Linked DNA regions of Mus musculus: region 2 is linked to region 1. The links are chromatin loops, found by intact Hi-C in ENCODE. Cell type or tissue: left cerebral cortex. All regions are shown on one strand.

Region 1 (2,500 bases):
GACTCATCCTCTGAAACTGTAATCCCCAGTGAGGTCTTTCTTCTATACGTTGCTTTGCTTTTGCATGGTTTCTTCATAGCAACAAAAACGGACCTAATCCTGGAAGCTGAACTCTGGCAGGCAACATGCATACACAAGAGACTGGCACTGGGGCCACGCTGAGGTAGGCACACAGACATGCATACACTGCCAGCAGGCTAGCAGGCTAAGGTGAAGCCTCAGGCCTCTGACCTCAAGGCCGTCTTTATATAAAACCCACCCAACAGTGCCATTTTGCTAGAATTATACTTCACTGTTTATTTTTGGGCACCCCAGACATCAGTTGGTGAAATGCTTGCCTAGTATGGATCTAGACCCTGGGTTCCATACCCAGTACTACAAAAATCTAGGCCTTGTATGTTGCAAAGGCCACTAGGAATTGGGGGAGGTGGGAGGTGGTAGGGTGGTAGTCAGGGGAGGTGGTCAGAAGACAACTATCAGGAGTTGTTTTTTCTATTCTGTGGCCATAGGGAACTAACTCAAGTTCTTACGCTTGGTGACAAGTGCTTTTTCATCTGAAACACCTCGTGGGTCCAGTGGCTAGCTAGTATATGCTCATTCTGCACAAGGTACTGTCCCACACACATCATATGTTCTCATTTTATTTTCCTAATATCAAATGAACAAGTGCTATTATTCCCCTTTGTTTGTAGCACAGGGAGAAGAGCAGAGAGAGATTAGAAGTTAGAAAGTTTGCCTAAGAAAACGGTAAAGACAGGATTCCAACACTCAAGATCTATGAAGTTTGCTTAAACCTGAGAAACCATGCTCTCTTCTGAAGCATATATATTAAAATTGGAAAGATAAGGTAAGATTAGTATGGCCCCTGCACAAAGATGTCACACAAATTTGTAAAGCGTTCCGTATTTTTAAAATCCTTTTCTAAAACAAAACAAAACAAAACAAAATGACAACAACGACACTCCTCCAAAACCTCGCAGGACATCGGCATCAAGCTGACACCAGCCCTTAGATTCTTACTCTGAAGTTAAGATGGGCGGCCAGAATACTTTTTGTTTTTTTGTTTTTTTTTTTTGTTTTTTGTTTTTTTTTTCGAGACATAGTTTCTCTTGGCTGTCCTGGAACTCGCTCTGGAGACCAGGCTGGCCTCGAACTCAGAGATCCACTTGTTTCTGCCTCCTGAGCGCTGGGATTAAAGGTGTTGAGCCACCTCCGCAGGCTTCAGAGCTTAGCTTTTTTTTTTTTTTTTTTTTTTTTTCTTTTTTTTTGGCCCAGTCTGGCCTTGAACCCATGATCCTCCTGCTTCACCCTTTCTAGTGTAGGGAATTACAGACGTGCACCATGGGGCGGTTACTAAATTCTATATTGTCAGTCTTGCAGCCTAGTCCGGGCGGTCCTAGTGAGCAGCCAGTCAGTCTTAGTTTAGATAAGATTTAGAACCTCGGCTACTAATTCGTCCCAGGCCGTGTATAGCGCAAAGGCCACTGGGAATTGTAGTTATTTAGCGCATTCTTTGGTGCTTCCGGGAAGTGACGCCCCCCCAACCTTTTCCTCTTCCGGCGTCGTGCCTGTCTCACCTGCTCAGAGGGACTCGGCAGCTTAGCTGGTTCGTGTCTCTTGGGCCTCGTGCTCCGTGGAGGGCAAGGGGGAGGCCGTGCAGGCGGGAACGGGGGTCCGGGTCGGGAGATGGTAGCCGCGGTTGCCCCCAAACCCTGACGCCGCGGGTTTCCTCAGGTTCCGGCCGCGAGCGCCTCAGCCCTTCAGCGCCGTCGCCATGTCGCGATTCTTCACCACCGGCTCGGACAGTGAGTCGGAGTCGTCCCTGTCCGGGGAGGAGCTCGTCACCAAACCGGTCTCCGGGAACTACGGCAAACAGTGAGCTGGGGGCGCGGAGGGGACGGGTTTGGCGGGCTGCGGGGGCTCGGGTGGGCGAGCGGAGCCATGGGCTGGGCGCGTCTGAGAAAGGAGCTCTCGCAGCGAGCTGGGGGAGCCCTCGGCGTCCTCGGTACCGAGGAGGAGGAGAGGTTTTCCGTTGCTTAGTATTGCATCAGCTCTTAAGGCCTCCAAGTCTGCAGCCTCGTAACTCCTGCCCACATTCCATCTCTCGCATCCCTTCCCGCCCCTTGACTGTGGCTTTCGGAAACTCCCCGTATCGTAAATCTTCCCACTAAGCTTAGTCGTTATGATTTGTACTCATGGAGGGAAACCCTCAGTGCTTGGTTAGTTTGGCCCTGAAATCCGGTCGTTTGGCTCTGCGTGCCAAATGCTAAACACTGCTGTGTTCATCTTTATTTACTGTCTTTTTCTCGATCTCTGTAAATTAAAACTTTTTGAACTTTGAAACAGTTCTCAAAACAACATTGTTTTTGCTGTGTACCTGAAGGGTTTTAAGACATACTTACCTCCACAGAGACTTTTTTTTTTTTTTTTTTTTTTTGGTTTTTCAAGACAGGGTTTCTCTGTGTAGCCCTGGCTGTCCTGGCACTCACTTTGTAGACCA
Region 2 (2,500 bases), 210 kb before region 1:
TTCCCAGTTTCCTGCCCCTTACCCAGAGCCAATCCAACCGCTCACCAGGGTAGCGGTAACCCTCTGTCAGGGCAGGTGGGAAGGTGGAGTCTGCCCCAGGCTGGGGGTGTCCCAGACGGTAGCCAGTCCCCAGGGAGGGGTACAACTCTCGTGGATGGTACATGTTGTAGTTTCTTCTGGCCTTGTGTCCCGTTGCTAGAATCCGGGGTCTAAGGGATGCCCCCTTTATAGCTCACAGCACAGCCCCTTCCAAACCAGAGATCACAGCCCCTCCCCTCCTTGGGGCCCTGGAGGTGGGCTGGAATGGAGACCCCTGGGGCCTAGAAGGGGTCCAAGAGGAGGCCGGATACCTGGGTACCCTCCCCTCTCCCTCGCAGCTTCACTAGTCCCGACCCCCTACCCCCTCATTACATAATTAACTCCTCGGTCTGATTGATCCCTAGGGCTAAGACAGGGACGCAGTTTGGCGCTTCCGGCCAGCTGGTCTCCGTTCCCACGGTGGGGGCAGACCGGCTAGGGGGCAGGGGTGGGATCTGGATCCTGGCACCGAGCCTAGGATCCCGGGTTAGACCCTAAAGCCCCAGACTTTCTGGAAGGTGACCCCCTCCCTTTTTTTCACTTGGAGGACTAGCCTTGCGAAGTGAACGCGAGGACAAGTGCAGGGTTGATGTCTGAGCTGATACGCCAGACACTGGGCATCTTCAAGAGACCGAGGCAGAGGACTAAAGCCTAGAGTCCTCCCTGGTTTATAGTCTGAAAAGCCTCCAAGTCTCAAAAGTTGAGGGGCGTGCACAGTTACACATCTATGGTATCTCGTGCAAAAAGCGCAAGGTCTCACGCCGAGAACATTTCAACTACACTTCCCAGTAGGCACCGCGCCAGTCGCACGTAAAGGCCACAGGCAACCTGTGCTGGGATCCCTGGGAATTGTAGTTCAGACTGGGGCGGCAAAGCCAGAGAATTGGTGGTCTTCTCTGACGCTTGCCCCCGAGGAACGAAAGCCAGGACTAACATAGGCAAGATGTCAGGAGCAAGATTAGTTTGGTCTACTGTTCCTACTCCATTCCCCCTGCTGAGGGCTCTGAATGGAACCCATCTATAGGGAAGGAACTTGGATTCCAGGTCCCCTCTCTGTATTCCATGTGAGCCAGGGGCTGTCTCCATTCCATTGTTTTATTATTTACAAATGCTACAGAACGAGAACAGACACGTTGCAGGTAAGAGGGATCCAGTGGGAGAGATTCACAGAAAGGTGGTGCACCAGGGCCATGAGAGCAGCACACAGGCCTTATCTATGGGACAGGCAAGACAGGAAGGGGTTAAAAAATGAGATCCAAGCCAGCCAGATCGCAGGGAGGTGCAGGGGGTGGGGGTACAATCCCCCTCTTTGTCTCCCCCCAAGGTCACAGTGCATGCAATAAAATGTATGTACAGGAGCTGGGTCCTTCCCCTGTGGGGGCCCTGAGGGTCCAGAGCTCCCTTCAGGAGGAGCGAAACCAGTGGCTCCCCCTGGCGGCCAGGCCAGGCTGAAGCCACATGCGGCAGGAGCTAGGTCAGTCCCAGCCGTTGTCTTTGATCATGTGGTTGAGTTCAATGATGTATTTCCCCTCTTTGTACTTCTGGCTGCTCTCAAAGGCTTGCTCCTGGAAGGAGAGAAAGGGCTGCCAGGCACAGACAATACTTTTACCACTAGGCAATGGGGTTTTGGGAATGAATACCATTGGTCTTGGTTTATATATGAAAAACAAAAAACAAAAAACCCTGTGGCCCAGAGAAGCTCAGCTGCCTGCCCAGACACCACTTTTCCTCACTGGGAAGAGAGAGAACTCTGAAGCACGGGTAGTTCTGAAAATCAATGACAGCTCCAACAGGGAGGATTTGGAAGCCCCTACAAGATTTCAAGGTCCAAGGATTACAAACTGGTGGCCTAAGGGCCATTTCAACCTAAGGTAGTTTTGTTTAGATAGCAGAGAGCTTAATATAAACAACTTTAGGAGTTGGGGATGTTTATCTTGTGGGAGGGCCTGGATTCAATACAAGCACCACATTAAAAAAAAAAAAAAAACAATAAAACTTACAACTAAATGATAACTATATATATACTCACTTCATTTTGCCCCAGCCTGCTTTCTCTGCCCTATATCTACCCATTTATAAACCCACAGTATCTGCTTGCTCTTTTTTTGTTTTGTTTTTGCTTTTGTTTTTCGAGACAGGGTTTCTCTGTGCAGTCCTGGCTGTCCTGGAACTCACTCAGTAGACCAGGTTGGCCTTGAACTCAGAAATCCGCCTGCCTCTGCCTCCCAAGTGCTGGGATTAAAGGCGTGTGCCACCACGCCCGGTTCTGCTTGGTCTTATAGACATTTGAAGGATTTTGTTGTACTTTGAGACAGGGTCTACATAGCCCTGGGTGTCCTGGAGCTCACTAGGCTGGCCTAGAACTCAGACATCATCTGCCTCTGCTTCCTCAGTGCTGAGATTAAAGGCGTGCGCCACCACA

What was found. Peaks named below come from ENCODE experiments on the same cell type or tissue, not always from the same donor. Only the 100,000 strongest peaks of a DNase experiment are listed, where the experiment ranks them.
Region 2: a loop joins it to region 1, with 2.1 times the contacts of the local background. A loop is called at or near these places in 1 of 42 quality-filtered maps.

The regions. Positions count from the first base shown.
Region 1 is chr7:126,565,454-126,567,953 of GRCm38, reverse strand. It overlaps Eif3c (eukaryotic translation initiation factor 3, subunit C), which reads left to right and starts at 1,588. Exons shown (of 21, transcript NM_146200.1): 1 at 1,588-1,606; 2 at 1,735-1,875. The coding sequence starts at 1,775. Gm25579 (a small nuclear RNA gene) reads left to right here and starts at 805; the gene lies at 805-910. In left cerebral cortex, no CTCF peak of the experiment used is centred here; a DNase peak (open chromatin) is centred at 1,502; H3K4me3 peaks cover 1,396 bases; H3K27ac peaks cover 1,104 bases.
Region 2 is chr7:126,779,170-126,781,669 of GRCm38, reverse strand. Ypel3 (yippee like 3) reads right to left here. Exons shown (of 5, transcript NM_025347.3): 5 at 1,160-1,643. The coding sequence ends at 1,554. It overlaps Tbx6 (T-box 6), which reads right to left and starts at 187. Exons shown (of 8, transcript NM_011538.2): 1 at 46-187. The coding sequence starts at 163. In left cerebral cortex, a CTCF peak has its summit at 1,505 (motif pointing left); DNase peaks (open chromatin) are centred at 878, 1,252 and 1,522; H3K4me3 peaks cover 1,099 bases; H3K27ac peaks cover 1,362 bases.